4 separate regions of the Homo sapiens genome follow, and all the other regions are linked to region 3. The links are chromatin loops, found by intact Hi-C in ENCODE. Cell type or tissue: PC-3. All regions are shown on one strand.

What was found. Peaks named below come from ENCODE experiments on the same cell type or tissue, not always from the same donor. Only the 100,000 strongest peaks of a DNase experiment are listed, where the experiment ranks them.
Region 1: it touches region 3 in a loop (13-fold over the local background); 38 of 110 quality-filtered maps call a loop at or near these places.
Region 2: it touches region 3 in a loop (9-fold over the local background); 33 of 110 quality-filtered maps call a loop at or near these places.
Region 4: a loop joins it to region 3, with 22 times the contacts of the local background. A loop is called at or near these places in 3 of 110 quality-filtered maps.

Annotation. Positions count from the first base shown.
Region 1 is chr7:48,295,180-48,303,179 of GRCh38, forward strand. It overlaps ABCA13 (ATP binding cassette subfamily A member 13), which reads left to right. Exons shown (of 62, transcript NM_152701.5): 21 at 521-684; 22 at 2,053-2,132; 23 at 3,187-3,308. Among named protein-coding and RNA genes, the nearest start is that of ABCA13, 130 kb to the left of the region's middle. RefSeq lists an enhancer at 3,096-4,295 and a silencer at 4,643-4,702. In PC-3, a CTCF peak has its summit at 4,577 (motif pointing right); DNase peaks (open chromatin) are centred at 3,792 and 4,642; H3K27ac peaks cover 2,323 bases.
Region 2 is chr7:48,423,938-48,431,937 of GRCh38, forward strand. ABCA13 (ATP binding cassette subfamily A member 13) reads left to right here. Exons shown (of 62, transcript NM_152701.5): 42 at 3,829-3,934. Among named protein-coding and RNA genes, the nearest start is that of ABCA13, 260 kb to the left of the region's middle. In PC-3, a CTCF peak has its summit at 1,027 (motif pointing right); DNase peaks (open chromatin) are centred at 1,054, 3,374 and 3,964; H3K4me3 peaks cover 2,768 bases; H3K27ac peaks cover 3,058 bases.
Region 3 is chr7:48,871,143-48,879,142 of GRCh38, forward strand. No RefSeq gene overlaps it. Among named protein-coding and RNA genes, the nearest start is that of CDC14C, 49 kb to the right of the region's middle. In PC-3, CTCF peaks have their summits at 4,360 (motif pointing left), 4,559 and 5,165; a DNase peak (open chromatin) is centred at 4,349; H3K4me3 peaks cover 694 bases.
Region 4 is chr7:48,135,710-48,143,709 of GRCh38, forward strand. No RefSeq gene overlaps it. Among named protein-coding and RNA genes, the nearest start is that of ABCA13, 32 kb to the right of the region's middle. In PC-3, a CTCF peak has its summit at 3,844 (motif pointing right); a DNase peak (open chromatin) is centred at 4,572; H3K27ac peaks cover 708 bases.

The DNA of each region.
Region 1 (8,000 bases), 580 kb before region 3:
TTACCAACACTCGTTATTTCTTGTCTTTTTGATAACAGCCATCCTAACAGGTATGAGGTAATAGCTCATTGTGGTTGATTTGCATTTTCCTGATGATTAGTGAAATTGAGCACCTTTTCTTTTACCTGTTTGCCATTTTGATGTCTTCTTTGGATAAGTGTCTGTTCAGGTTCTTTGACCATTTTTTAAATTGAGTTATTTGTTTTTCTGCTATTGAATTGTGTGTGTTCCTAGGAACAGAGCTTCAGGAAGTTAAGAGCCAGGCGATTTGGTGGAGAATTGCGTGTTCTCTGCTGTGTGTTCAAGAACAAGCTGTCTTGCTTGGCTGGCTAACAGCGGAGCCAGGAGTAAAATCTGGGCTTCTGTATTTCCACAGCCAAGGGCTCTTTCTACTACTCTGCAATGCACAGAAGCAACTGACATGATTGTTCTCTGTGTTTCCTGAGACTAATGAGAATAAATCAAAATCTTACAGATAAGTATGTGTGCTTCTAACCTATATCATTGCTATGTTTTCTAGGAAATTGAAAAGATATGGTCCTCGCCGAATCAGCTAAATTGTGAAAGTCTTAGCAAGAATCTTTCTAGCACCTTGGAGAGCTTCAAGAGCAGCTTGGAAAATGCCACTGGCCAGGACTGCACAAGCCAGCCGAGGCTGGAGACGGTGCAGCAGCACTTGTACATGTATGCTCTGATATTCTTTCATGCCCTCCCCAGTACTTCCATTCATAGAGAGGATGTCTAGGACTCTTTAAAATGTGAATTTCAGACAGTGGTCTGTATAATATACTCTTAATGTGCATATTAATATATATTTTCCAAACATCAAAGTTTTCCATGACAATTTTTGAGTGGTAAAATGTAACAGCAGCATTAATCAGAAGGCTAACTTTATTGGCGATAAAGATATTAGATATAAGAATGTAATCCACAACGCTTGGTGGCAAATGCCTGTAATCCCCTCTAATGGGAGGCTGATGTGGGAGAATCGCTTGAGGCTAGGAATTTGAGACCAACCTGGGCAACATAGCAAGACCCTGTCTCTAAAAAATAAAAGCAACAACAAAAAAATTAGCAGGATTTGGTGCTGTGCATTTATGGTCCCAACCACATAGGAGGCTGAGGCAGGAGGGTTGCTTGACCCCAGGAGTTCAAGGCTGCAGTGAGCAGTGATTGTGCTACTGCACTCCAGCCTGGCTGACAGATAAAGGGCCTGTCTCATAAATTAAATAAATAAATGAATAAATTTCTGTTTGAACAGCAAATATTTTTCTTTTCTTTTCTCTTTTTTTTTTTTTGAGATGGAGTCTCGCTCTGTTGCCCAGGCTGGAGTGCAGTGGCGCGATCTCGGCTCACTGCAAGCTCCACCTCCCGGGTTCACGCCATTCTCCCTCCTCAGCCTCCTGAGTAGCTGGGACTACAGGCACCCGCCACCATGCCCGGCTAATTTTGTTTTTTTATTTTAATAGAGATGGGGTTTCACCGTGTTAGCCAGGATGGTCTCCATCTCCTGACCTCATGATCCGCCCCCTTCGGCCTCCCAAAGTGCTGGGATTACAGGCTGAGCCACCGCACCCGGTCGCAAATATTTTTCAAATTACCTTCATGTTTGATCAATTTTGCTTAGTGTTCTGAAAGTGTAAAGCACCAGAAGGGGAAATAAGGAACTTTAAATTCTGCAAGTGACTTTTTCACTGAAAGAATGATGTTCATCTGACCCTGGCTATCCTAATTTCTCGTACGTTCCATGATCTATCCTATCTATTCTCTTCACAGTTGTGAAAAGCCATTTATTATGCATCCTCATTCCCCTGGTTCATCTCGGTTGGCAGGAGCTCTGAGAAAGAAATACTGGAGTGTGGGTAGTATTAATGGATATTCACATACAGATGGTATTGGGAGACATGTGGGTCTAATTGTTGCAGGAACTTTATGGAAATGTGATCTTGTTATCCAGTCCATCTCTTGGGAGCTGAGGCAGTATTATTCATTCCAACACTGTTTCTGATGTTTTAGCTTGCCTAATTTAGCTTTAATTTTCTGCCATTTTAGGTTGGCCAAAAGCCTCGAGGAAACTTGGTCATCAGGGAATCCCATCATGACTTTTCTCAGCAATTTCACAGTAACTGAGGGTAAGTATGTGGTTTTCCAAGTTTGCTTGATTAAAAATTAAATTTAGTTTCTCATGCAAATATATTATTAAAATAAAACATACAACAGAAAATTTATGCTATATGTGATACATAATCATTTACAACTTGGCTGGTATGATGTATTTGGCATTTATAAAGAAAGTCCTGAAATCCTAGGGTACCATGTTGAAGCAGAGGAACAAAGAGAAGCTTCTGTGGTCTGGATTTTGCTCTGGCCTTGCCTCCTCGGACAAGCAATTGATGTCTGTGTGTCTCTGTTTCCTTGGCTGTTCACTCTGTCAACTCATGAAGCTTCTTGTAGCATTAACATGCCATGTCTGAAGAATTCTGGCAAATACTTAAATGATCCCTCTCTTCTTAAAAAAGTGAGATGAGTAGATGCATGTATACAAGTGAGTTTCTTATAGCACTTGGTCACTGCTCCCTAAGAAGAAGCTCTTTCTTTCTTTCTTTCTTTTTTTTTTTTTGTGTCTCACTCTGTCACCCAGCTGGAGTACAGTGGCGTGATCTCGGCTCACTGCAACCTCCGCCTCCTGGGTTCAAGCGATTCTCCTGCCTCAGCCTCCTGAGTAGCTGGGATTACAGGGATGTGCCACCATGCCCGGCTATTTTTTTTTTTTTTTTTGTATTTTTAGTAGAGACAGGGTTTCACCATGTTGGTCAGGCTGGTCTCGAACTCCTGACCTTTGATCTGCCCACCTCGGCCTCCCAAAGTGCTGGGATTACAGGTGTGAGCCACCACACCCAGCCAGAAGAAACTCTTTCTAAAGTAAATGTTCTTAAAACATACAGGCCTTAGAGAGAGTAGACCAGTAACCAGAAAATACCACAGAACCTGGCATTTTGGTTTATTGTCATATAAATTATTTAAGTTATTCCCAGGGGAGTAAGGTATGACTTTATTTAGTGATTTATGGGTTGAATGGTGTGAAAGAAACTATCCTAGCCAGGTTGTAATATCAAATTTTGTTTTCGCAGTCAGTAATGATCTAAACCTTTATTACACAAATTTCTTATTTTCCTTACTTTGCAGATGTAAAAATAAAAGATTTGATGAAGAATATCACCAAGTTGACTGAGGAGCTTCGCTCTTCCATCCAAATCTCGAATGAGACTATCCATAGCATTCTAGAAGCAAATATTTCCCACTCCAAGGTGTGGTGCTGTTTCTTGTCTGTCTGTTTTGCTCATGGAAGGAGCCTTAGCCTGAAGTCACTGGCACTGTGTTGTCCTTTCTTCCTTCTTGCCTTCCTCTCCTTTGGCTAGTGTAGTGGGTTGCTGCACAAATGATATAATTGGAGGCAGAAAGGAAACAAGAGAACAAGCAAGGAACCAAAGGGTGTCATTGTCCCATGCCAAAATCTTAGGGTTTTTAATTCCATAATATTTTCTTTATTTGGAGTTAGAACAAAGTTGGTGATTATTTATTCTGTTGATTTCCAGCCCTGATGCATGACACCTGGGAAGGGTCTCGGCTTGATTCAGCAGGTGTTGCAAAATTCTTAAAATACCCAAAACCAAAAACAGCTAAAAATATCTTAAGAATCAACTATGACTTCCTCTGAGTGGAGAGTGACTGGGCACAGTCTGACTATGTGCTACCGTAGTGAATCACTGTGAACGCAAATGAGTAATGGCAGGCTGTGTCATCTCCAAGCTGAAAAATGTGATAAAACAATCAAAGAGCTACTGCAACAAACCAAGGGATGAGTAACACATACGGGCCACATGGGGTATGGTTTCTCTGTGGAAAAGGGGAACGGGGACATCTCATGTTTTCCACAGCAGATATCACCTGGATCCTTAGCAGGAGATTTTCTGAGACAGCTTTCAGCACTTCTAGTTGGGGTTTTATCTTCCTGTACAGAGAACCTTCCAGAAGTAGTAACCGTGGAGCTGACTCGTAAGTGAACGTTGCAATTGACCATCAACTGGGCCCCAACACACGTTTAATATCATGTCAATTCTGGTTAATTGGGGCTTATTGCAAGCTTGACGGGTGGACTAATGAAGAATTAATCTAAATTAAAAAGAGATTAGAAGCTGGGAAACCAAAATTCAAATGACAGTGTCACCAAGTTACTTATAATAAGGCACTTAGTATTTATCTTCAAGGAAAAATGTCAAATTCAGCTTATTAAACATGCAAGAGCCAAGGAAAGCAGGGGGCAGTGCTGAAATTGTCTCTTCCCTACCTCGCATGATGCCTTATAGAGAAACAATGAAGATTTTTGGTTTAAAATCTTTAGTTATTGAAACGAGTAATAGGGGAAAGAAGCAGTGGAAGGAGTAATCGGAGCAGCTACCTGGGAATGTTTTAAGACCAGGGTCAGATTAGCTAACTTCTGGGGTCCCTTTCAAATTCAGTTTTATGATACTTTTTGGGTTTGGGCTCAACTGTTTTTGATGACCACTGCCTGATGAAACAAGTGGCCACTGGGTGTCACTGCTGTTCTATTATGGGAGGGCTGTGCACAGAGAAGGCTCCTGTGGTAATGTGGTATTGTCTTGTGTAGATGGTTCTGTAGTGCTTTTTTTGCACTCTGTGTATCTTTCTCTACCTCTTTGTCAGTATGAATCATTATGATCGCCTAAACAGCTGGACAGTTAAGTAATTGGGAGGAGTATTTAAAAAGTTGCATTCTTGCGTTTCAAATAAGTAATGAGATTATTTGCTTTGATGGTTAAGTATATCCATAAATGCACATGTATCTACAGATCCTAGGCAAGGAATTAACATTAGGTTAGGAGGTGACACTTTGGATACTTGTTTTTTCTAGATTGTCAGGTTTTTAGCAGCACCATATTATTTCTAGTATCCTTTTCTTATCTTTCTTCCTGGGTTTCTCTACCATAGCTTTAGTCAGTTTGCAAATAATCACATCAGATTCTTAGTCCAGGCTGTTGGTGGCATGCAGGGAATACTCTTCAGTGGTGCTAAAGCCCTGGCAAAATTGCAGAAATCTTCATTCATTCATTTCTTCCTTTATTCACTTAGGAGGTTTCTGCATGACAGGCATGGTCCCAAAAACTTGGGCTCAAAGCCCGTGCTCCAAGGGAGCCAATGTTCTGTGGGGGATGACACAGTAAATATGCAAACAAAAGAAGGTCAGTGTTAAGAGACCAGAAAGTTCTATCATGCAAATAGAACACAACAATGAGGACAGGTGGTCCCTGGAAGCCTCCCTGAATCGGTGAAGATGGATGTCAGACTGGAATGATGATCTGCATATGAAGAGCTATATGAGAGTCACAGAGCTGGGGCATTTCTGTCAAAAGACCAGAGACAGGAGTGAGCAGAAGGAGGCAAATGCAGCAGATGCATGGATACCATCTCATTTTTCTTTCCTGCCCTCTTCCCTGGCTGCAGAGAACCTGCCATGGGCACCCACCCATGGGAATTTCCTTTTTCTTGCAGAGCTCTATTCTCTAATATCAGCATCACCCAATTAAAACCACAAATCACAGGGGCTTCCTGGACACTGGAGCCCATCTAGCCCAGCCTTCTGTCCTGGGTTTGCATCCTGTCCACCTGCCCTGTGAAGCACCCATCCACTTCATGCTGTGTTCCTATGTTTTAGGCACATGTTCAAATCAACAATGACTTCCTTCTTTGTGTTGGGCCAAATTTTTATTCTTTTAAAATTAGCAATGAGGCCAAAGTGTCAGGACCCAAATAGATTGAGAGAGCAATCAAAAGTCGGCCCTCTGTCCCTTTATTTTCTGTGGTAAACAATTAGGCAGAGTTCAGAGGACTTTTGCTTGGAAGATGAATATTTTTTCACAGTCCTCAGTGGATTCATTCTCCCCGCGCCACAAATCTTAAGGAGGAAGGGAGAGGGCATTCCCTGAAAGTTCCAATCTCTTCTGGGAGGCTCCTTCAAATGGAAAGGTATTCTGAATTTTTTTTCTTTCTGTTTCTTTTGAGCAGAAATGATTGAGTTTGGTGAATCTGGTCAAATTTCCTTATCTCACTTGGGGCCGGTCCTGGGGGCTGGTTCTGTCGGTTGCGACATTAACAGAGCTGCTGGGCATAATTTATGGAGAGGGAGAGATTCCTTTTAGGAGTTTGGAAACATTACACATTCCACTTGTTTTAATACATGAAGTTTGTTTCCTGGAAAGCTCCAACAGATAGTTCTTGGTGAAACTCATTTCAGAGCAGACACTGGTCAAAATTTGCTCATTCTTTTTTTTTTTTCTTTCTCTGAAGACAAAAAGTAATTAATGTGTGACTAGAGTTATGGGTTTCTGGGATCATGAGAAGTTTGGCCTGAAGTTTCCTGGAAGACACCATCTGTCATGTGCAGAGTCTCATTCTAGAGAAAGTCCTTCCTAGGCCTTAGACTGCTTGTCTGGCTCTGTCACCACATCAGGAGATTGGGGTTTGTGGTCCTTGTAATCCAGGATTCACAGAATGAAGTGCACACACCCATCCACCACCATCTCATTCTCTGGTGTTCTTAGAGTAGGGCTTTTCTCTTTGATTTGTTTGATTTGTTGTCCTACCAGAGTATTCTCAGTAAATGTGGTAGGTTCTCATTAAACATTCACTAAAATAAAGTGAAATTCCAGCTACTCTCCTTCCATTAAGTCAGCTAGCGTTTCTTAGGTTTATGAAAGCCACGTTACCTTATTTGCTCATTAGGAATTCTGAGAAATGAGTATTGTGCTAAGGGCATTTGTGTCTCATTTAACTCCCTCTGAGCAGGGCATTTCTCTTCTTTCACAGATGAATGTGATGCTGTGGAAGTCACAGCTGGGAGAGGGCCTGAAATCAAACCCACGTCTTTGAACTTGAACTGTGTTATTCTTCCATCACATGATGTTATTGCTTCAATTTGTTACAAATTAATAGTTCTAAGAAAATTACTGCTTGCCGATGGGTTTCCTCTTCTCCTACTTGCACTTATGTAAATATTTTTAAACCTTAATTCCCCAATTGGCATTGATCTCTGCAAAAATGCTTCTTGCTAATTTTGGCAAAATATTTTTTCCTTTTTATTTTTAAAAATTAAACTTTTATTTTAGGCTTAGGGGTGCATATGCTGGTTTGTTATATAGGTAAACTCGTGTCAGGGGGTTTGTAGTACAGATTATTTCATCACCCAGGTATTAAGCCTAGTATCCAATAGTTATTTTTTCTGATTCTCTCCCTCCTTCCAACCTCCACCCTCAAATAGGCCCCAGTGTGCTTTGTTCCCCTCTTTGTAGCCATGTGTTCTCATTATTTAGCTCCAACTTATATGTGAGAATTTGCAGTATTTCATTTTCTGTTCCTGTGTTCATTTGCTGACGATAATGGCCTCCAGCTCCATCCATGTCCCTCCAAAGGACATGACCTTGTTCTTTTTATGGCTGCATAGTATTCCATGGTGTATATGTACCATATTTTCTTTGTCCAGTTTGCCCTTGATGGGCATTTAGGTTGGTTTCATGTCCTTGCTATTGTGAATAGTGCTGCAATGAACATACATGTGTAGGTATCCTCATGGTAGAATGATTTATATTCCTTTGGGTATACAGCCAGTAATGGGTCAAATGGTAGTTCTCTTTCTAGTTCTGTGAGGAATCGCCACACTGGTTTCCACAATGGTTGAACTAATTTACATTCTCACCAGGAGTGTATAAATGTTCCCTTTTCTCTGCAACCTCATCAGAATCGGTTACTTTTTTGACTTTTTAGTAATAATCATTCTAATTGGTGTGAGATGGCATCTCATTGTGGTTTTGATTTGCATGTCTCTAATGATCAGTAATATTGAGATTTTTTTCATATGCTTGTTGGCTGCATGTATGTTTTCTTCTGAAAAGTGTCTGTTCATGTCCTTTGCCCACTTTTTAATG
Region 2 (8,000 bases), 450 kb before region 3:
TTCTACTTCTTTTGTATGAAAGTGGGAAGGTGTAGGTCTTATTTGGTCCATTTGAATTGGCTTATGGCCTATATTCAGTTACAATGATAGAAAATACCACCAAAAGAGGAGGAAGACATATGTATAAATAATGTCATTCCATACTAAATGCACAAACGCAGCATTCTTCTTAAATTGGAAAGTGTAGCCAGGACATTAGATGTTTAGCCTGCATTCACTTCCTGTGCAGTTGCCTAACCTTTATTTCTATCTCTTTTGGAAGATTGTTTATATGTTTTGATCAGGACTTTTATACTCTTAATAAGAATATTTTTGCAGTATTTTGCATCTCCTCATAATTGTTGAAATGAAAGAGAGTTTACGTTTCTTTATTTGAATTACTTTAAAAAACTTGAAGAACACCTTTCGGTATAAATAGTGATTTAAATATTGCTGGAAAGTATGTATCAGATAAGAAGGAATACAGTGAGAACTCAGTTAACATTGTTGATGGGTTCTTGGAAACTAAGACTTTAAGCAAAACAACTTTTTTTCCCTCATCAACATTATAACAAAATGGCGTTGAATGAGATGACATTATTTGAGGACCTGCTGTATGTCCTTTTGCTGAAAGTTGCAGTTGTGAACAACAACTTACTGATGACGCTAAGTGAGGACTTACTGTAAAATGATGTAATGTGGAAATTCTATGTCCAGAATTCAGTGAAATGTTAGGAGCCTTCTTGTAAGTTTTCTTTCATTAAATCCCTGGGTAATGTTCTATTCTGGATGTTAGGGTTACCTGAAATACTTGCCAAGGGGAGTTTTACAGTTGCTGTCTGTGTGATTCAGTGTGAGAATTATAATGCAAAATAACAAAGGCAAAGTCTGCCATCAAGACTCCAAATCTTTGATTACAGTGATCAGTGTCATATTGCTTTTGAAAAGAGTAACCTTTATTTGCCCTCTCTGTTAATTGGGCTACTTTGACATTTTGTCAAAATCTCAGAGCCTCCCGGACAGCCTGCCTGCAGTTAAGGTGAGTTGCCACTTGATGGCACGCATAACATTCTGATGGTCTTAGGCTTGCCTTTCACTGTTCATAGGCAAAGTTCCAGAATTTTCAGACACATTGTACCCAGATACTTAGTGCCGTACCATAATTGATTGTATCTCCTGCTGATCTGTGAGATTATTGAGGGCAAAAACTCTGTCCTTATTCTGTTTCCTCCTCTAACACACACATGCCCACAAATGTGTGCATTCAAACATGTGCATATACATTCACACATGTTCATACACACTCACACACACACACCCTCCTCCCCGCCACATACAACTATGGCCTTTTATGAGAGGGGCTAGAAAAGGAAAATTTAAAAAGGACAGATGAATATTGTTATCAATAATGCCTTAGTTATCAAGGTATGCTTCATATAATCATAGTTAAATATGACCATTAAATGAAAATTCCATTTAGAATAAGATATAAAGGAAAATCTTTAGTCAATGAATAATTCTTGATTTTCACTATTTCTATTGTTTCCTATTTAATTCCCTATAAATGCACTAGGTGAAGACTTACTGCACTAAGCCTCAGTGCCCTCATCTTAAGCAAGGATAATAGTACTCATCTCATCAGATTGATCTGAGAATTACATGATGAAACATAGCACATACACCCTACTACACTTACTCATCCTTATCTAGCTACTGTTGAGACCAGACATTGCCAGCATGCTACATGCCAGGCATCGTTTTTATAACTTTATATATAAATGCATTTATTGCTTGCAACAATCCTATAATATGTCTTATTTATTTATTTATTTATTTATTTTTTCGAGATGGAGTCTCGCTGTCGCCCAGGTTGGAGTGCAGTGGCGCAATCTCGGCTCACTGCAGGCTCCGCCCCCTGGGGTTCACGCCATTCTCCTGCCTCAGCCTCCGGAGTAGCTGGGACTACAGGCGCCCGCCACCTCGCCCGGCTAATTTTTTGTATTTTTAGTAGAGACGAGGTTTCACTGTGTTAGCCAGGATGGTCTCGATCTCCTGACCTCGTGATCCGCCCGCCTCGGCCTCCCAAAGTGCTGGGATTACAGGCGTGAGCCACCGCGCCCGGCCTCTTATTTATTACCATTTATCATGTGAGGAAACTAAGTTAAAGAGTGGTAAAATAATGTGTTCAAGGTCACATGGCTGGCGCACACTCAGAAATGTTATTAATCATTCTTCTTCTTATTATTATTTGCAATAGTAGTGAGGTTTACAGCTTTTCCTTGGAGTCTTACTGAGAATCAGCAAAGTGTTATCTTTCACATGAAGGTAGCTGCATCTGACCTTTCACTAGTGCTACTCATGCAGATTTTGCTCAGTAGGATTCCATGCAAACTAATTAACCACGTGCGGAGATATTGCATGCCTCTCCTGAAGGCTTGCTTGCTCATGGCTTCTTCTTTCTGGTGCCTTCCCCCATCTTTCCCTGTGGTTAGGGGCTCCTCAGGAACATCTAGAGACAGTCAATCCCTTTTTGCTTGTTTAGAGGAATCAGAATGGTGAGGTTGTGTAGAGAAATCAGAAGTGAGGCAGGGTGCTCAGTGTGGGCTGAGATCTGTATATGCAGGTATAGGACTTCACTACCCAGGGCATTGGGTGGGAGGTACCAGCTGGATGGACAGTGACGCTGGCCCAGCAGGAGTCACTTGGAGAGGGGCCAGGGCCAGGGACCAATATCTCTATGGATACGTGCAGAGGAAGGGGTGATGGAAGCACCTGCACAGATGATGCTAAGGGAGAGAGTGGCAATGCACAGTGCCTAGCTTTGTGCATGGCCCACAGAGAACGTTCAGGAAACCTTGGCTAACCACATGAATAATAGAAGACTTACTGCATGCTTCCAGAGTCTGTGCCTGGCACTTTACAGCCATCATCTACTGAACTTTAAATACTGTGATCATCATCTCTGTTTTATTAATACAACGAGGCAGCCAACACTCTGCGTGGTGCAGTCCTATGCCTGCAGACAGAGCCGGCCCACATCTTGCCAAGAGTGGAACTCCAGCAGTTAGGACTGTGCTGCTGCAGGGCGATGTCTCCTTGACTTGTATGCTTCTCGTGAATTGCCCAATGTTTATTTTAGAGATTCTCTTTCCATCACTCCATAAATCCCTGCCAGCGATCCAGGTGCAGCTCAAGGCCCTCGATGTCTCCACCCCACCTCATTTCCCTTTGTGTCTGCTTGCACTTCTGCTTTCTCACCTTATTTTTGCTACTTTAGTCATAGTATTTGGCTTTGAATAAACTGAGGTTGGACTTCTGCCTCCACTACTAACCAAGAAATGACTTCAAGCAAGTTATTTGATTAACTACCTTAGTGACATCATATATCATAGCCCATGGAAAGCATACATTTAATGGGGATTTTTATGTATGAGATCCCATCTACTGTAAGTAAACTGAGCATTGCAATTTTATTGTCTGATTCACCTCTGAATTCCTAAGATGCTGGTACAGTGAGTCACAAACTTAAGTTGAATTGGATACACTGTGTTGCTATCTGTCCCCTCCCTGCCTACCACTGCCTATGCATTTGACCAGCCTCCACTAGCCCGTGAGGGTCTGGGAGTTCACAGTCAAGTTTCATTCATCTTTGCATCCTATGGGTAGCCTGTTTTGCTGAGACCTAGGTAGTCTTAGAGTTATGCCAATTAAATGGATGGCTAAATGAAATATATGGGGTGTGTTTGGCATATGTTGTCACAACCGGATTAGGCAATTGAGGCAGAAGAAAAGAAATGCGATGTGTATAGAAACATAAAATAATACATGGCGTTTTTTTTTCTCCGAAAGGTGTTTTTGATGCTTTTGCAAGATTCCAACAAGAAATCTCACATTGCCCTGGGGACTGAGTCAGAGCTGCAGAACCACAGGCCTACAGGACATCTGTCTGGCTACTGTAAGTACAGAATGGCTTCCTGCATTTCTGCTGGAGGAACAATGACACCAGCCTTATTCAACATCCCTTGTTTTAAAAGTTGTATAGCAAGGTTCTGAAGTTAGTGAGGAGATGTGAGTGTATAGTGAGGGGGCAAGTAAATACAGGTCAGAGGCAAAAAAAACGTTGAGTTTTATCCTGGCTTGAAAAAAAAAAACTGTGTGTTTATGGGACACATTTATCTTTTCTTCAGGACTTGACTTAGTATATAAAAAATTTCTCAATGTATACAGTTAGAATAATGACCATCATTCATCTTATTTTACCTTCATCACAAACAAACTGATCTGGCCTACCTGCGTGGTGTGCCTCTTATGTGCAGGCACCCTCCTGGTAATGGATTTGCATGGTTTAACAAAGCCCCGGATGTGGGCTTTGCCTTCATGCGACCTCTGTCCCTTTGGGACCAAATCATGGCTTCAGCTTTTGTATGCAGCCTCCTTTATAGGCTTTAATGATTGAACAGAATCCAGATTTGGTATCTAGGTGTGTGACTGAAGCTCCAGTTCAGTCCAATTCCTGGCATATTTATTAGCAGCAACTCAGCAAGGATCCCTGAGCTGAGCTCTAGGGATGTGGAGGGTAATAAATCTAAGAGCTTTCCTTCAGAGATTTCAGTCTACTAGGCACATGAACCCATGAATAAGTAACTAGAATTAAATATGTTATAACCTTTTATGATGTTTCCCAAATTGCATCCTTACCAGCAACTGTAGGAATTGCTATTGCTGTACTTCCTCTTCAGCTCTTAGTAGTATCAGATTTGAAAAACATATAATTTAGCTATTAAAATAGATGTGTAGTAGTTTCTCATTGTGGTTTTAATTTGCATTCTCCTAATGATTATGTTAGGCATATATTTTTATTTCCCACAGCTTTATTGAGATATAATTCACATAACACACAATTCACTCATATAAATGGGACCATTCAGTGGCTTTTAGCTTCTTCAGAGTTCTGCATTCATCACCACAATCAACCTTATACCATTTTCATTACTCTGAAAACTGGTGTCACTTAGCAATCACTCCTCAAAATCCCCATCTCTTCAGCCATAGGCAACCCCTAATGTACTTTCAATCTCTAATAGATGTGCCTATTTTGGACATTTTATATACATGGAATCATAGTATGTGTGGCCCTCTGTGACTAGCTTCTTTCACTCAGCACAATGTTTTTGAGGTTCATCCATGTTACAGCGTGCCAGTACTCAACTTATTTTGATTACCAAATATTTCATTGTATAAATATACCACATTTTTGTTTGTCCATTCACCAGTTGATGGGCATTTGGGGTTGTTTCCAGTTTTTTACTATTGCAAATATACTATTATGAACATTTATATACACAATTTTTGTGGATATGTTTTCTCTTACATGTATACCTAGGAGTGAAATTGCTGAATCATATGTTTCAATCATTTGAGAAACTGCTAGACTGTCATCTAAAGTGATCACACCTTACATTCCCACCAGTAGTATATGAAGTTTCTAATTTCTCCACATTCTCCCAACCCTTGTTATTATCTGCTGTTTTGATTACAGACACTTTAGTGGATGTGACACACACCTTAGTGTGTATCTCATTGTGGGTTTTATTTACATTTCACTGGTGGCTAATGATGTTGAATATCTTTTCATAGGCTTCATGGCCACTTGTATATTTTCTTTGGAGAAGTCATATTCAGATTTTTTGTCCATTATTAAAATTGGGCAGATTTTATTTCTAGAGCTGGAAGAATTTCTAATTATGGAATTGTGTGAGTTAAGTGGAATGGTAACTAGGTTTTCATAAATGCCGTTTATGAAGTTGAAGAAGTTTCTATCTGTTCTTAATTGTGGAGTGTTTTTAATCATGAAAGGTGTTGGATGTTGCCAAATGCTTTCTCTGCATCTATTGAGATGATCATTTGTTTTTTGTTTATTTATTTATTTATATGGTATATTTTTGGTTTTTGGTAGTTAAAACAACATTGCATTCCTGGGACAAATTCTACCCGGTCATGTCATATATTGCTGGATTTTATTGTGCTAGTATTTTGTGGAGCATTTTTGTATCTTTATAGCAGGTATTGGTCTGCAATTTTCTTTTCTTGCAGTGTCTTTGGCGCTGTTATCATGGTTATCTTCACCTCATAGAATGAGTTGAGAGGTGATCCCTTCTCTTCTATTTTGTGGACATGTTTGTGAATAATTGGTATTAGCTCTTCTTTCAATGTTTTGTGGAATTCACCAGTGAAGGCTTCTGGGTCTGGGCTTTTCTTTGTGGGTAGGTTTTTTAATTATGATTAATTCAAATATTTAATTGATGTAGGGCTATTAGATTATCTATATTTTTCTCAAATCAGTTTCAGTGTTTTATGTCTTTCTAGGAATCTGTCCATTTCATTTCAGTCGTTATGCTATTTTATGTTATTGGCATACAATTGTTCATAGTAATCAGTTATAATTCCTTTTGTTTTTTAAAAGTCTGTAGTGATGTTTGTCAGGCGTGGTGGCTCACGCCTGTAATCCCAGCACTTTGGGAAGCTGAGCTGGGTGGATCATGAGGTCAGGAGATCAAGACCAGCCTGGCCAACATGGTGAAACCCCGTCTCCACTAAAAATACAAAAAATTAGCTGAGCATGGTGGCAGGTGCCTGTAATCCCAATTACTTGGGAGGCGGAGGCAGAGAATTGCTTGGACCCGGGAGGCGGAGGTTGCAGTGAGCTGAGATTGTGCCACTGTACTCTACCCTGGGCGACAGAGCAAGACTCCGTCTAAAAAAAAAAAAAAAAAAGCCTGTAGTGATGTTTCACCTTTCATTTCCACTTCTAATAATTTGAGTCTTCTCCGTTTTCTTGGTTAATCTAGCTGAAGTGTTGTCAATTTTGGTAATGTTTTCACAGAATCAGCTTTTGGTTTTATTGATTTTTCTCTTTTCAATTTCATGAAATTCAGCTCTAATTTTTATTATTTTGTTTCTTTTACTTACCTTAGATTTAGTTTGCTCTGTTTTTCCAGTGTCTTCAGGTGGAAGTTTGCATGAATTTGAGATCTGTTTTTTATAATTATAAACATTTACTGCTATAAATTTTTCTCTAAGCATTGCTTCAGCTGTACCCTGTAAATTTTGATATGTTGTATCTTCATTTTTCATTCATCTCAAAGTATTTTTTAACTTCTCTTTTGATTTCTTTCATTTCTTATTTAGGTTGTGTTGATTTCCACATATTTGTGAGTTTCTAAATTCCCTTTTGTTATTAAAGTCCCATTTCATTTTATTGTAATCTGAAAGAAACCAGAATGGGTTCATATTTTTAATAGAGATGGGATTTCACCATGTTGGCCAGGCTGGTCTCAAACTTCTGAACGTGGGAGGTGGAGGTTGCCTTGAGCCTAGATCATGCCACTGCACTCCAGCCTGGGCAACAGAGGGAGATTCTGTCTCAAACAACAACAACAACAACAACAACAACAACAACAACAACAACAACAAATCTCTTTTCAACTTATTAAGGCTTGTTTTATGGTCTATGCTGGAGAAAGTTCCATGCCTCTTGAAAAGAATGTTCATCTGTTGTGATAGGTGGTGTGTTCTATAGACATCTGTAATATTTAGTTTGTGTGTAGTGGTTGTTCAAGTCTTTTGTTTTCTTGTTGATATTCTTGTAAATTATTTTATCTGTTAATAAAATTTGGGTATTGATATTTCTGATTATTATTGTAGAATTGCCTATTTCTCCCTTTAAATCTGTTGACTTCTGTTTTTATGTCTTTGCGGGCTCTGTTAGGTACATAAATCATCACAATTTTATATCTTCCAGATGTAAGCCTTATTTCATATCTTTTATAGTCTTCTTTCCTTCTTGTATTCTTCCTGGTCTTTTTAGACAGTGCTGGCACTATACCTGATGAAGCAGTTTTCGCAAACACTTTGTGAAACCTTCTTAGGTTTCAATAATATTCATCCATTAGACAAAAGCCAGGTGTTTTTGAAATAACCTCTTCTGTATTTTTTGGCTTCTACATAGATGGCAGAGGGGA
Region 3 (8,000 bases):
TAAAAAAAAACACAGGAAAATATAAAATACCTTTCAGCTTCACTTGTTCCCTTTTCTTTTGCCTCAGATAACCACCATCATCAAATTTTCTATATATTCTTCCAGTCATTTTTCAGAGCATTTAATACAAATATAACTATAGAGAATAATATTTATTTTCCATATAAACATGGATATTTTGTCTATAATAGTCTGAAACTTTTTATAATCAGCAATATATTTTGAGCTCTTACTACATGAGTGTATTTCAATTTAGTTTATTTTTTTCAACTACTCTATAGCAATTGTGTAAAGTAATTTATTTGCCCAATACAGTCCTTAAGAAATAAAACATTATCAATTCAGTTGAAAGCAACAATGTATACCACCCAGATCAAATATTCTGCTGCCTTATCAGAGGGATGGTGATGAATTAACAAGCCTGTGAATTGCATTTTGCTTGGACTATGCTTGAGTGACAATTGGGTACAGGATTACAGGCTTCTGGTTTTCTCACACCATTCTGATGATATTATTTTACTAAGTTCCAGTTTTCCATTGCTGCTACTAAAAGCATCTATGGTCCATGTAATTTTTGTTCTTGAGTAGCTTTTGCTTTGGAGTTCTACAGTTTCACTATGACTGTGCTTCTGTGGATTTCTGGTTATTATGTTATTCTTACAATTATTGACCACTGAAGTCTCAGAATTAACATTGTTAATTTATCCTGTTTAGAATTTCAAGAAGTGTCCTCATCAAATTCTAGAAAATTGAGAATTGCCTCTTTCACTTATATTCTATTAATTCTTCTGAAATTCAATGAGATATGTATTAGAACTGCTCACTTGTTCATAGATATTAATTCCTCCTTTATATTTAAAAAATTCATTTTTCTGTGTTGTAATTTTGTTGATTTTTTTCTAATACATATTCTAATTCAATAATTATTTTTTCAGTTATGGCTAATGTACTTTTCAACCCAGCTATATTTTTATTTTAATGTTTATATTTTATTTCAAAAAATTTTTTAAACAGTCATAATATTTATAATAATCTCTTATTCATTCCTGTAGTATTCAATTACTTTTCTTATGTTTTAAGCATTTTGGACATATTCCTTTTCTAGTTTGTTTTTGTTCATCCTAATATCTGAATTATTTGAGCTCTAAATCTGGTTTTCATTGTGTGTGCTTATTCTTTCTCACAGTTGCTTGTTTTGTTTTATTAACTTTTTAGTTTTTATTTAATTCTGACTCATCTGAATCTTTGGGAATATCAAGAGCCTGGATTGAGGGTATGTTTGTCTAAAGAGAATCTGTATTTTATTTTTCCCGGTGCAATCAACCTAGAAAGTAGTGGGAGTGACTTCTGATGAGAGTGGGGTTTTTTTTGGTGGGGTTGTGTTTGGGGGAGAAAAATTATTTAAAGTTAGATAGTAGCGGTGTTTGCATAACTCTTGAGTATACTAAAAACTGCTAATTTTCATACTATAAAGAGGTGAATTTTATGGTATGTGAATTATATTTCAATAAAGCTGTAATACAAAAATTAGCCAAGAGGAGTTTGAATCAACTCTACACTCTCAGTCAAACTTTCCTCCAAATAGTACCAAGATGTGGAGCTGTCCAGCGGAAAAAATGTGTCAGGGCAAAGAGTATGTCCTCTACGAACAATTCAAGAAAAGAGGGGATGAAGGCAAGGTCAAAGCTCAGCATCCTTGTCAGAAAGCAAAGTTTTAATTTTTCTTCAGCTGTTTATCAATATCTGCTTCATTAATAACAAGTCTCTACATTTTTGCCAATACTGGTTTATTTTATTTAATATTTGCTAATATAATAGATTTTAAAAAATCTATTCTCACTGCTTTTTAATATGTTTCTTAGATTACTGTTGTGCCTGAAGTGTTTTTTACATTAGCTATTCTAATTTTTTATTTTTAAAACTAAGTTGCCTTTTAAAATCCTTTACCCATGTCCTACCATAAAACTTTTTCTCCTAATGAGTTTTGAGAGAGATTCATAAAACAAAGATTCTAGTCATTTGTTGCAAATATTACATTCTAAATTGCTTCTTGCTTTCAATTTTATTTATAATAACTTATAACTTCTATTTCGGGGTTTTATATATAGTTCTTTATCACAGGACATCAACAGTGTTAAATTAAGTAGGTACTTTTTAAAATAAGAAATATGTAAATATTTACATTTCTTTAGGCATTTCTTTAAGTAAGAAATTCAGCAAAGCCATATGGGACATAAGGAAAATGTCCAAAAAAAAAAAAGAAAGAAAGAAAGAAAGAACAACAACAACAAAATAAAAAACCTGACAATTTACATTTAGTACACATAAATAAAAATTTACATAGCAATAAAAGGGCCACAAACTATTCAATAAAATTACAGACTTTTTAGAGCTAAACTTACTATAGAACTTAGTAGCTGTCTCTGATGTAGAGATGGCAGTAAGATTTTCCTGCTAAAATAACAACTGCAAAGACGGTTTTGGGATGCAAAGGATTATGTGTTTTTATTTAGTTGCAGGAAATAGAAATAGAAACATTTTTATTCTTAGTGACTTTTTTTTTCCTGTCACCAGCCATTGGAAGGACTACAATGTGAAGGCTGAGATCAATGATCTTATTAGTGACTACTGATAGGAGTAGGGGTCCTGGAATATTTTGTGTCTATACTGGCCCGCCTGGCATCTGACTTCAACTACACTGGCTGGGCAGCATGAGAGCTGAAGACAGAAAGAAACACATTAAGCAACTTTTAATTGTGGATATTTAAAAAACATTTGGTTATCAGATCCTTTCCTACTCAAAGACGGCAGGAAACAGGTTCTAGTAGGGAGAAGAAAAAAGAAAGTGGCCTAATGGACAACGATGCAGGCTTTAGTCACTACAAGTGTAGGGAGGGGAAGACAGGGAAAGAGGAGAATAGTAAAACATGACCACAAGATTAGCAAAATCCTAAAAGTTGATGAGATTGCTGAGCAACAGGAGTTCTTGTACATGGATAGTGGAAGAGCAAACTGATGAAAAACCTTTAGAAAACTTTGGCAGCATCCATAGAAGCTGAACATCCTTATTCAGCAAGACCCCTCCCAGTCATAGTCTTCAGTCAGCAGAAGCATATGCCTGTATGAACTAGTGCCCATGTCCACAAAGAATTAGCCACTCTCTAATCCTTTAACTTGATTTCACAGAGCATGATACTTTCAATAAGATTCTTAGTGACAGAGAAAGATAGATTAACGTTGCTATTAGAAGGCTCTGTTTATTTTATTTGTTTATTTTTTTCTTGCTCACATTATTAAGAATGGCCTCACAGAAATAAACTGCTGGGATTTCAAATCCAATACTCTATCGTGAAGTACTTGAACACAGCAACCGTGCCTCACTCCCTTATTGTTCATCCCCAAATCTAGGAAAGTGCAGGCATTTTTCAGGGACTCAATATGTAAGTAAGTACTGAATATAAGCTTCTTAGATGACAGGCTTACACATTTCATAAACAACCAAAAAGCAAAACAAAACAAAACAAAAACAAAACCCAAAGCAAAAACCTTCAAATTTTCCTAAACTAACATATAAAATTAAGGAGATTTTGTGTATTACAATCATTGTGGTATTTATTAAATGTGCCATAAATATTTTATACCATTTCTACTAGTAATTGATGACTTTTACTATGTTTTTGATGCCTTACAATGAAACAAAGTATTTGGTGGTAACAATGTATTTTAAATTATCATATTGAATATCTTTTACACTATAACAGAAATTTTTGGGAATGAGGTGAAAATTTGCTCTAGGTTTCTTTATGATGTAAATTTATCATGGGATTCTCTTAAATGATGAGCTTGTCAGGGTAGTTGAATGGCAGGTCTCTGTTTTAGTGGTACTTTCCCTAACCTCCCTCCCAAAATAGCACCCCTGGTTCATTCATTCTTCTGCAACCTTACACTGTATTACATATTTTTATTTGCCCATGTTATCTCTCCACTAGTAGAATATAAACTCCTTGAAGACACTTTGTCAATTGTGTTCATTGATGTATCTCAAGCTCCTATAAATGCTAGTGACCTAAGAACTTACCCATCTACCCTCAGAATATGTCTCTATCCAGTTTCTTTTAGGGGCCTCGAGATAGGGCTGCTTCCAGCAGCGCTCTAAATTCTCAGCTATGCTGATTATTCTCAGTCCTCGGCTGTAGCAACAGTGCTCTTTCCCTTAATTTTATTGTACTTTCAGTTCTGGGATACATGTGCAGAACGTGCAGGTTTATTGCATAGGTATACACATACCACGGCGGCTTGCTGCACCCATCAGCACTCTTTCTTAGTAGTTGACAGTACAGATGGTCACGATGCTGGGCTGACCTCTGCTGGCCACCAGGTTGCAAACGCGAATGCTAGTGTGTTTCTTCCTCAGGGCCCAGCAGGAGAATTCCTTTGAGCTTTGAGCAATTCTTTCAGAGAAAGGAGTCTTCTCCCCACCTTTTGTTTAACTATAGTCCTAGAGAGGTAGGGATACAGCCAGGCATAGTCTTCCATTATTCCTGATTCCGTTTCTCAAACCACGTGCCTGTGGCCCCATCTGACACTCTGGGCTTGATTTCTTGAGGTATGATGATTTTCTCAAAAGATGCCTCTGTCTTCCCATGAATCTGGTGTTTTTAGGAGTTGCCCAGGCCACTCGATGTCCTATATGTGTTTATACTCCAGTCATTAACAACTTCCATCAAGTTCCTTGCCACTGGGTTTCTCGACGCAGGAGATGTGAATGGACAACTAATTCAAACTCCTGGAGCATTCTATTAGGGTTAAGAATTTCTCACGTATACCCTCGCACTTAGGAGCCTCCTCTGCCCTAAATATGCTGGGGACATCTTTGGTGTGTTGTGGTGTCTCCTCATCAGTAAATGAGGTCTTACGTCTGTATCAGCCCAAACAGTAAAAACAGTGGATCACAATCACAAAGATAGAACAGAAGAATAGGCAAGACTTCTATTCTAGTGCTCTTTTCCAGGATAATTGGTTTTTGGGGAGGAAACGTAGAGTTCATATGAACGGATATAAATGGAGTTATTCTATGCCAAACAGAGCCTATCATGAAAGCTCTGTAAGAAATCTCTTCCCTCCTGTCCCCATATTTGCATTCACCACCAGGGGTGTCTCTTTCGGTGTTTGAGTTTCAGTTCCTCTGTTCATATGAACTCTAAATTTCCTCCCCCAAGGACCAATTATCTTGGAAAAGAGCATTAGAGTAGAAGAGTTGCCTATTCTTCTGTTCTACCTTTGTGATTGTGATCCACTGTCTTTACTGTTTGGGCTGATACAGATCTAAGACCTCATTTGCTGATGGGAAGACATCGTAACACACCAAAGATGTCCCCAGCATATTTAGGGCAGAAGAGGCTCCTAACTTTTAGGACCGTCTTTCCTGCTGCCTCAGGTGAGCAACACACATACAAAAAAACTTTTCTAAAGTAAACAGACACAGATTTTTAGGATTGTGATACGTAATTTTTAAATAAAAATATATTCATTTTAAGTGTGAATATGCTAATTGTAGAAATTTAAAAATGAAATATAAGAAGGAAATGGTTTTCCAGATCGCTTATAGCCTTAGAAACCATCGTTAGCATTTTATTATTTTTCCTTTCAGCTCTCTCTAAGAGCAGTTTTAGATCATAGTTGCTCTCATGCTTTAATTAAATTGTGTATTTGGTTTTCCATTTAGCATGAAATCAGTATTTCATTTGATAAACATCATTTTAATAGGTTGCACATTACTTCTTTGAGCAATTCTACCACAACATAATAGCCTCTCACTTGAGGAATTTTGGGTCTCTAGTTTCAATTGCTGATACTGATGTTGTTATTTTATACATAATACTATAATACTACTCACCAGTGAAAATGAAATAGTAGGCAATCTGGCAGTATGTATTGCTTTGAAGTTAATAGTAATAATACTAATAACCCTTGCTAGTTTGGGACCTACAATGTGCCACTCAGCTGTTTTCATGTTACCTCCTTCAGTCCTTAAAACAGTGCTGCTGATAGACACTGATTCCATGTTTCCCAGATGCTCACTGATTAAGTCACACTACCCAAGTCATACAATCATCACAGGTAGGAGCCAGCTATTAGAACCTAGTTCATCTGAATCTGAAGTCAATGATGTTTCCATTGCTCAATGCTGCCATAGATAAGCATGTGTATATAAAGTTTTCCCTGTCTTATTTCCTAATGTGAAGATAAATGTGATTTTTTTAATTGAAATATGTTATCAGCTAGGTAGAAAAAAATGACCAAGAAGTACACTAGGTATGAGGAAATTTCAACATGCACATAATCTCTATAAGTATAAATGTCCCCTAGCATTCTGTACTGTGGGTAACTGAGAGGCAAGTGACTCAGATTGGGCCATTTGCATTGTTAAATAATTATTTCTTGCTGTGGCCAGGCTCAATCAGGACTATGCACAGTTAAGGTATTACCCAAATGAATGGTGAGGACTTGACATGTGTTGAGAGCCTCTTTTGTGCCAGGGAAAATAGGTAGTACTGACAAAAGATGTGAGGAACACATTTTAATAAAATGTGACAACTGTCATTGGATCCAAGAAGTGGATCATCAACTCATTCTCTGGAGTGAGAAGAAAGTTAGACATGGCTTCCCAGTAAACAGGTCAGAAGGATCCGGCTGCATGAGAAGTTGGGGGAAGCAGTACGTGAACAGAGATGGTTTCCCCTTAACACTGTCAAATGAGACCCTGAGTGCCTCTTGAGGACAGGAGCTTTTTTCTTAGTACCTATTGTACTTCTCACAGTGCCTGGCTCACAAGAGTCTGTCAATGCATACAAAATAGATAGATAGACAAATAGATATAGAGATGTGGATGGATAGATTAATAGGAAGATATAGAAAATAGATGTATGTGTGAGAAAGAGAGAGATAGAGATGAAGATAGAGATCAATAAACAGATATAGATAGATGATAGATTAGATAGATAAAAGGATGAGGAAAAATGGGTAGATAGCTACAGATAATGTGTGTGAAAGATAGAGATAAAGATACAAATAGATCAATCAATAGAGATAGATGACACATAGACACACACACTTATACATGATTTATCTATTCTATCTCTCTACATGGATAGATGATGGCTAGATAGATGAATATAAAAATAGGTATATATACAGATTTTCTTCTTTCTATTGTTACTGCAAGCCTAGAGCATATTAGGTGCTAAACAAATAACTAAGGTTTAGGAAAATAATTGGTTAATGGCTGATATGTCTTCTCATAAACCTTGAGCTGTTAGCACTATGCAGTCTCTTCTCAGCACTTCATGCTTTATTCTGTAGCCTGGTGTGGCACCGAGCCCCATGTTACTGTGAGGTGCACACCCAGGACAAGGGTTTTGGGCAGCCTAGACAGCCCATGTCATCTACATTAAACTCTGCTTTCTCTTTACATTTTTTTTCTTTTAAACACAGCCTGAACATGAGTGAGACAAACATCTGTAACCTTTTCTAACAATATCAGAGGATATCATTTTTATATTTAGAAGGTGGATGAGATTGAAGTCAAGAAGAGATGCCGGGGCAGCTCATATTATTCACAAGCAACATAATCACTGTGAAAATACAATCTTTTTTCCCCCTTTGGAGACCCAGTTACTATATTTTTTTAAAAGCATTTGTGCAAGAAAAAACAGCTTATTAAAATGCATGAGGTCTAGCTTGCCTATCACCAATAATCAGAATATTTTTATCTGCCATAAAATCTCATGTTGACAAGTAATGTTCTTCTCAGTTTTGCAAGTATGACGCTATTGTCCATTTGATTTCTCCATCACCTGCTGACCTACTTCCTGTTACTCACCCAGCAGGCCCTCCTGAGGCAACCTATTGATGCTCTTGTTGGTTCTTCTACCCCTTTATCTCATAACAATCTGTCAGCTCACCCCTCCAGAGGGTTTAAATTGCCACCAACTGGTCAA
Region 4 (8,000 bases), 740 kb before region 3:
TTTACATTTTGAAGACAATTGTATTTTACCAATAATCTTTAAAACCCTCTTTTTTTTTTTTTTTTTTAAGACAGAGTCTCGCTTTGTAGCCCAGGTTGGAGTGCAGTGGCATGATCTCAGCTCACTGCAAGCTCTGCCTCCTGGGTTCACACCATTCTCCTGCCTCAGCCTCATGCGTAGCTGGGACTACAGGCGCCCACCACCACGCCCAGCTAATTTTTTGTATTTTTACTAGAGACGGGGTTTCACCATGTTAGCCAGGATGGTCTCGATCTCCTGACCTCGTGATCCACCCGCCTTGGCCTCCCAAAGTGCTGGGATTACAGGCGTGAGCCACTGCACTCAGCCCTAAAACCATCTTTATTTCCCAAAGATTGCTAAAGTCATGTAAGCTAAAAGGCATTACATTTTCTACATTTCTGACAAAATATTTGATTTAAGCTCTTATTGTTATTAAACCAATTAATTTAAAAGTTTACAGAGGGGATAAACAGTGACTTTTTCTTTATATTTAATCAGTTTACACAGACAGAAAGAGGCCAGAAACTGACTGGTGAGAAATTCTCACCCTTTTGCTGGCATGCCAGGTTTCTGGGTTCTCTCTCCCTAAGCAGCCCTGGCAGCCCTGGCAGCCCTGCTTGACTGTATGCAAAAAAACACATTGTCATGAATTAAGAATATTCACAAATAGTTTACAAATGTTGGAGAAATTAGGCAGAGGGAGAAATATGACTCAAATTCTATTTATGAAAGTATACTCAGCCCATTTAAAGTATCAAGAAGCCTAAAATCCAAAAAGTTAGTTTATAGCTGGTGTGCTCCATCAATTCCTGCAGCTTGACAAAAGTAGCTTATAAATTCCAGGTAAATGAAGTGAATGATGACTTGCTGGAAATGCCAAGGAAACAAAATAACTATTCATAGAACCAAATAAAAGCCTTCTACTAGAAACTAAAAAGCATCAGGGTTTTATATATATGGATACACAAGCAAAGCCAGAGGAGAATAACCAGCAAATGAATGAAAACTAGAAGCAAAAACAAATAAACAGAAAACCAATCCTAAATTTTCCTACTTAATTTACCCTGGAGGCTACAGTGTTACCTAGGGCCCCCCAAAACCCACATAATGAATATTTTATTCCTGATACACAATTCAATACCCTTAAATTCACCAATATCATTATACTTCCGTGCAATCAAGAAGATGGATTACTTGAGGTCAAGAGTTTGAGACCAGCTTGGCCAACATGGTGAAACCTAGTACCACTAACAATACAAAAATTAGCTGGGCATGGTGATATGTGCCTGTAGTCTCAGCTACTTGGGAGGCTGAGGCAGGAGAATCGCTTGAACCCGGGAGGTGGAGGTTGCAGTTAGCCGAGATCGAGCCACTGCACTCCAGCCCGGGCAACAGAAAAAGACTCAATCTCAAAAAAAAAAAAAAAGAAAAAGAAAAAGAAAGAAATCCTCTTTAGGCACATGACCAATAAGTACTCTAACACTAGCCACACAAAACAGTAACCATAGTGTGAAACAATGCAAGCGTGTATGTGAAATTTGGCTTTACACTAAATCCAGCTTCATGTTTAACTATATTAAAAAAAGAATTGCCAAACTGCCGATGCATTGTACAATACTTTTTATTTTATTTTAATCAAGATTAAGAGATTTAATTACGAAAATGCTAATTAGCCAAATGTTTCCAATTCTTTATCAGGTTTTAAAGAATATTTTATTATTTAAACTTTTTCCACATCTTTCTCCCTGTTTAAAAATTCCTTACTACATTGTTTCATAAATAACCTTTTGAAAGCTCTGTAATTTGAGCTAACTTTTAGATAACTTCTGAATAGGCAAAATAATTTTTTTTCCACTAATAACCCTTTCTGGCACGTTTTGTATACAGAATTACGTGTTAACTAGAATTGTATCCCTAGTAACCTAAAACTTTAGCAAAACTCTAAAAAGCAAGAAATCCTGAACTATTAGATATGGGCATTCATAAATAAGAACAATTCCACAATTTTAGAAACATATTTCCCTATATTACAACCCTTTCTTAATTGGAAATGACCCAGATATTAAATGAATGTTAAAAATAAGATTTTAATTTACAAAAAAAGTTTACCTAAAACATTTATCCCATTCACTGTACTTAATTTTTTTTTACTTTTAACAAGGGAGACATGAGATATCAATCAACATATGTAAAATGAACATTGGTTCCATCTGGAAAGGCAGGACAACTAGAAGCTGGGAGGGGGTTAGGGCTTCCAGGTTACAGGTAGGTGTGAGAGGAATGGTTGCATTCTTTTGAGTTTCTGATGAGCCTTTCCAAAGGAAGGAACCAGATATGCATTTATTTCAGTGAGACTTTGAATAGCTTGCTCCAAGCAGCTACCAGCTTGAATTAACACTGACATTTTAAAATATCTAGCAAAGACAAACATAAAATTCAGACAAAATGTATGTTGACAATTCTGAAGGCATTTCTATTTTTATCCCACCAATAATTTTAAAGCTAGCTTGTTTAGTAAAGGTATACTTTAAGTCACATGAACTTGAAATTCTTAGACTTATTTACTTAATTTATGAGTGCTCTTTTACTTATAAGCCAATTTGATAGACACAACATATGTACAACAGTGTACATACAAATAAACACATCTAGACATGTATACACATACATAAATGAAGATCCAATAGCTTGGAACCTTAGCCATGAGATAGCAATACAAGCTTGCTGGTTTTACTTTGCCCCAATAGATAATCCAATGAAGGCTGTGAACCAAAATTTCAGATAAAGCAGTCTCCATGGCAGTTTGATTTTTTTTTTTTTTTGAGACCACATCTTACTCTGTCACCCAGGCTGGAGTGCAGTGGCATGATCTCGGCTCACTGCAACCTCCGCCTCCCAGGTTCAAGCCTTTCTCATGCCTCAGCCTCCTGAGTAGCTAGGACTACAGTTGCCCGTCACTATGCCTGGCTAGTTTTTTGTATTTTTAGTAGAGACGAGGTTTCGTCATGTTGGCCAGGCTGGTCTCAAACTCCTGACCTCAGGTGATCCACCCACCTTGGCCTCCTAAAGTACTTGGATCACAGGCATGAGCAGTGATCCCAGTGGCCTGGCAGTTTTATTTTTAAAGGCCAAACCTCCCCAGATTCCCAAGAGCACTGGGGCCAAACCAAGCCAAAGGAGGGCGTCACACGTGAACCAGGCCCCCTGCTTAGAACGGCAGCACAAAAGTCTGGATACATACAATGCTATTCCACTTTCCATTCAACAGTAAACTCCAGATTCCAAACAATGTTGGAGCCAAACAGCATTGCCACTGTGAGAGAAAATTCTAAGGAGGGTTAATACTAGACCTCAGAACCTCTGACGAGAGCAGCCCTTTTGGGCAGGCTGAGGTCTGCTGGACCCCCGGGAGCGTCTTCCTGTGGGGCCCGATCTTAGAGTGCCAGACATCTCTGGCCTTAGGTGGGTGCCACATGCAGGTTTTCCCCGCCAGAGCCTATTATGAGCTTTATAAGAACAGACATGAACTGTAATGTGAAGAACTGGATGCCGGGTGGGCCTTTTTGTTCCTCAGCCAGTTGAGTATGATCAGGGAAAAATTTAGCATAGGAAAAGAAGGTTTACGTCCCCTGAAACATGTGCGAGTTTGCTCCAAGCTGTGCTTCATGTAGGGATCAGGGACCATGCGTGGAAAATATTTTTAAAAAGTCCTTCCCCCTTCGGGGCAGGGCAATTGTAAATGGCAGCTGAAAGACCGAAAAAGAAAGAAGGGAAAAAAAAAAGAAAGAAAAAGACCCAAGTTCCTTAAGCCAACCAGGAGGTGGCAGTCAGGCTTCTCCACATGGAAACTCCTTAGTTTCACTGGCCACGGCCAGAAACCTGCAGTTCCTTCCATGTTTGGGCGCTGCCCACCAAGGGTCCCAAGTTGAAAAGGAAAAGAGAGGGAGAGAGAGGGCCCCTGCATGGAGCAGAAAGGAAAGGGAGAAAAATGAATCCCAAACTTTGGGCTTACATCTTCCTCCTGGCTGGCTGAGCAAAATCTGCTAATGGTGGAAGGTGTCCAGGCTCTTGATGTCCTCAACAAAGAATTGGACAAAATGCACAAACAAAGCAAGGAAGGAATGAAGGGTTTTATTGAAAATGAAAGTACACTCCACAGTGTGGGAGTGGGCCTGAGCATAGAGGTTCAGAATTTTTGGGAGTTTCAATATTCTCTACTTGGGGTATGCCCTATGTAAATGAAGAGGATGAAGTAAAGTTACAAAGTCATTTACTTGGCCTATGCCCTACGGAGAGGATTGTGGGAGATTGGTTATAGTGGTGGGAAAAATGATAGGGAAAGGGCGCAAACCTTCTGAAAGGTCGGAGATTCTGCAGAGCCCATGGGAGAATAGCTGAAGGCAGCTGTTGTATAACCCTGATGCAGGGGGCAAGGAGTAGGTACAAGGGAATGCAGGCGAATTTATCATAAACAGGCTTGTTTACTTATGTTGACCAGGAACTGACCTTTGATCATCTGCATGCCTGACATTCTCTGAAAGGGGAACAATAAATGTTAACTACCTACAGCTTGTGTTTGCTCCAGGCTTTTGGCATTATGCCTGCACTGAATAAAAGCAAGCAGCTCCAGCTTCTCTGGGCTGCTCTCTGGCCACTAGAGCCAGGCAGTCACCTAGCTGCTCTTACACTGCATGCCTGTGTGTGAGCACTCATTTCATCTGTCAGCCAGGGTCTGCAGGACAGACCTGGCAGGAGGTGCCCTGTGTGAGGAACACTGCAACGGATCACGACAGAACCCTCAAAAATGAAAGTGAAGTGACTGTGCAGTAAATAATTGGTGCCTGCTGGGGATTGATTTCCAAGTTTGAAGGGATTTTCAAGCTGGGGTTTCATCATGGGACAACAGTTATCAGCTTAACAGCAACAGTATATGAAAGTGTTGAAACCGCTGATTAAAGCTAGCAAAGCCTTGCTCTCAGAGTCCCAGTTAAGGGACCTAATGCAAACTGTTGTTTTCCATAATCCATCATTCTCAGAAGGCACACTAGACTTAAAGCTCTGGGAACAAGTAGGAAAAATTCTTAAATAACATTATGTACAACGACAGTGAGTCCCAGTAACATCTTTAACGTTATGGGCCTTAGTTAGGGCTGCTTTGGCCCTGCTTTACACAGAAGAGCATAAAAAGGGAGGGGAGGAAGAGCCATCATCTACTTTACCACCTCATCCTCCTCCCTCAGCCCTGCTGTTACCAGGTAAAGGTGCCACAGAGGGGACAGATTTTCCCTGAGCCCCCTCCCTCAGTTAATTGGAAAAAAGACAAGGGATACACTATAGTTATGGGACCCTGTCTTAAGCAAGTGGCATTAGAAGGGGAGCTCTTGGCTTGCCTGGTGATGCAAGATCAACAAGGCAATGGGGTACATGAACCCATTACTTTCAACACTTATAAAAAATAAGAAAAAGCATTAGAGAAAATGGAGCCACTTGCCCATTTACAAGGGGATTAATTGAGGCCATAGCAGACAACTACCATATGACCCCTTTCTGATAATAGCCACTGTTGTAATTTCTCCCCTACCCCTGACATGGCTCCAATTTGGGACATGACAAGATCCAGTTTGGGTAGAAAAGTGGCCTTAAAAGGGAGACAAGTTAACAATGATCCCACGAATTAGTTGAGGGACAATTAACAGCTGGCCATATAGAACCATCAAACAGCCCTTGGAATTCATCCATTTGTGTCATTCCCAAAAATTCTGGTAAACGGAGACTTTTGTATGACTTACATGCTATCAATGCTAATTTGCAACCTATGGGGCCCCTTCAACAGGGGGTCCCTTCCCCTGCAGTGATTCTTTGAGATTGGCCTGGAGTCATTATTGACTTAAAAGACTGCTTTTATGCTATTCCCCTTGCAGAACAGGACAGAGAAAAATTTGCATTTGCAATACCAGCTATCAATAATGAAAGGCCAGCTCACTGATTTATTGAAAAGTACTTCCTCAAGGAATGTTGAACAGTCCTACCATGTGTCAGTATCATGTAAATCAGACTTTGCTCCCCAGTAGAAAAGAACTTCCTAATTTCAAGATCATCCATTATATGGATGACATTTTACTGGCAGCCCTAACGGAGCCAATACTTTTGAGTTTATATGCCTCTGTCAAAAGGAATACACAGTTAAGAGCTTTAATCATAGCACATGAAAAGGCACAGATGTCCTCCCCTTGGAAATATCTTGGATATATACTAACTTTCTGGTCAGTAAGACCTCAAAAGGTTAAATTGAATACTAACAATTTACATACCTTAAATGGCTATCAAAAATTATCAGGTGATATTAACTGGCTTCACCCCAACTTGGGCATAACTACCGACAAATTACAGAACCTGTTTTCTATCTTAAAGGGCAATGCAGCCCTGGACTCCCCCAGGTATTTAACCCCTGCTTCAAAAACAGAAATTGAGGAAATAGAGCAAGCTATTTCTCAGAGGCAACTAGATTGCATAGACCCACAATATTCAGTCCAATTATTTGTATTTCCTATTAAACAACAGGATTAATAGGACACCTTCAGATAGTACTCTCTAATTATGCAGGCCATATAGAACATCCCCTTCACTGATGAACTATTCCAATTCTTATCTCATACTACTGTAGTTATGCCTACAAAGGTAGTTCACTCCCCCATACCTAACACTTTAATGCTTTCCACTGATGGCTCTGGTAAAAATGGAAAAGCAGCTATCTGGTGGGAACCACATAACTCCCTTACTCGATCTGGATTTACTAGTACTCAGAGAGCTGAGGTTGGAGCCCTAATATTGGCTCTGGAAACCTTTTCCACTCAGCCCATCAATGTTGTTAGTGACTCTGCTTACTCTGTTTATTTATTCTAAAACCTTGAAACAGCCCTCATTAAGTCCACTCTTGAGCCCACCCTGTGCATCCTTTTTCTTTGACTTCAGCAATCGCTGGGTCAGTGGACACATTCTGTTTTTATCACACACATTCGGACCCACAGCTTGCTGCCCGGTCCACTAGTTCACGGCAATGATCAAGCAGACCTGCAGGTTATGACATCACTGCTTGGCCAAGCCACCCAATCACATCAATTTTTCCACCAAAATTGGAGAAATTTTTCTAAACAATTTCAGTTAACCTAAAGACTAGCTAAACAAATTATCCTGCAGTGCCCAGATTGCCAGCTCACAGGCAAGTCCCCTTCCTCAACAGGTATCAACCCTAGGGGACTAGAACCAAATCAGTCATGGCAAACAGATGTTACGCATGTCCCTGAATTTGGAAAACTAAGATATGTACATGTATCCATGGATACCAATTCCCACCTAATTGCTCTTCCTGGAGAGTCTGGCTGATATGTCATTAAACATCTTCTTCTCTTTTGTGTTTATGGGGTTGCCCACAGAGATTAAAACTGATAACAGTCCAGCTTACACCAGCTCACAATTTCAACAATTTTGTCACACATGGAATGTCCAACATTCCACAGGTATCCCATATAATCCCCAAGGACAGGCCATAGCAGAACCTGCCCACTCTACCCTTAAAAATATGCTCAGAAAACAACAAAGGGGGAATATGAGTAAGGACCCTGAAACACTATTGGCACAAGCCTTATTTACCCTTAATTTCTTAAATTTAGAGGATAAGTTTCAATCAGCTATAGAAAAGCACTTTGCAAAAATCACTCAAGATATAAAACCTTCATTTTATGGAAAGATGTAAATAGTAATGTATAGTGTGGTCCAAATGATTTGCTAACGTGGGGAAGAGGATATGCTTGTGTGCAGACCCCCTCAGGTCCTCTTTGGATTCCAGTATGATGCATCAAACCATACTGTGGTGTGGCTAGAACCCAACCTGGTACCAGAAATGAAGGAAATGACCTTGCAGGACCCACAGCCCTGGATGATGCAGCTTCCTCGGGCAACACAGACCCTGGACATTTTGC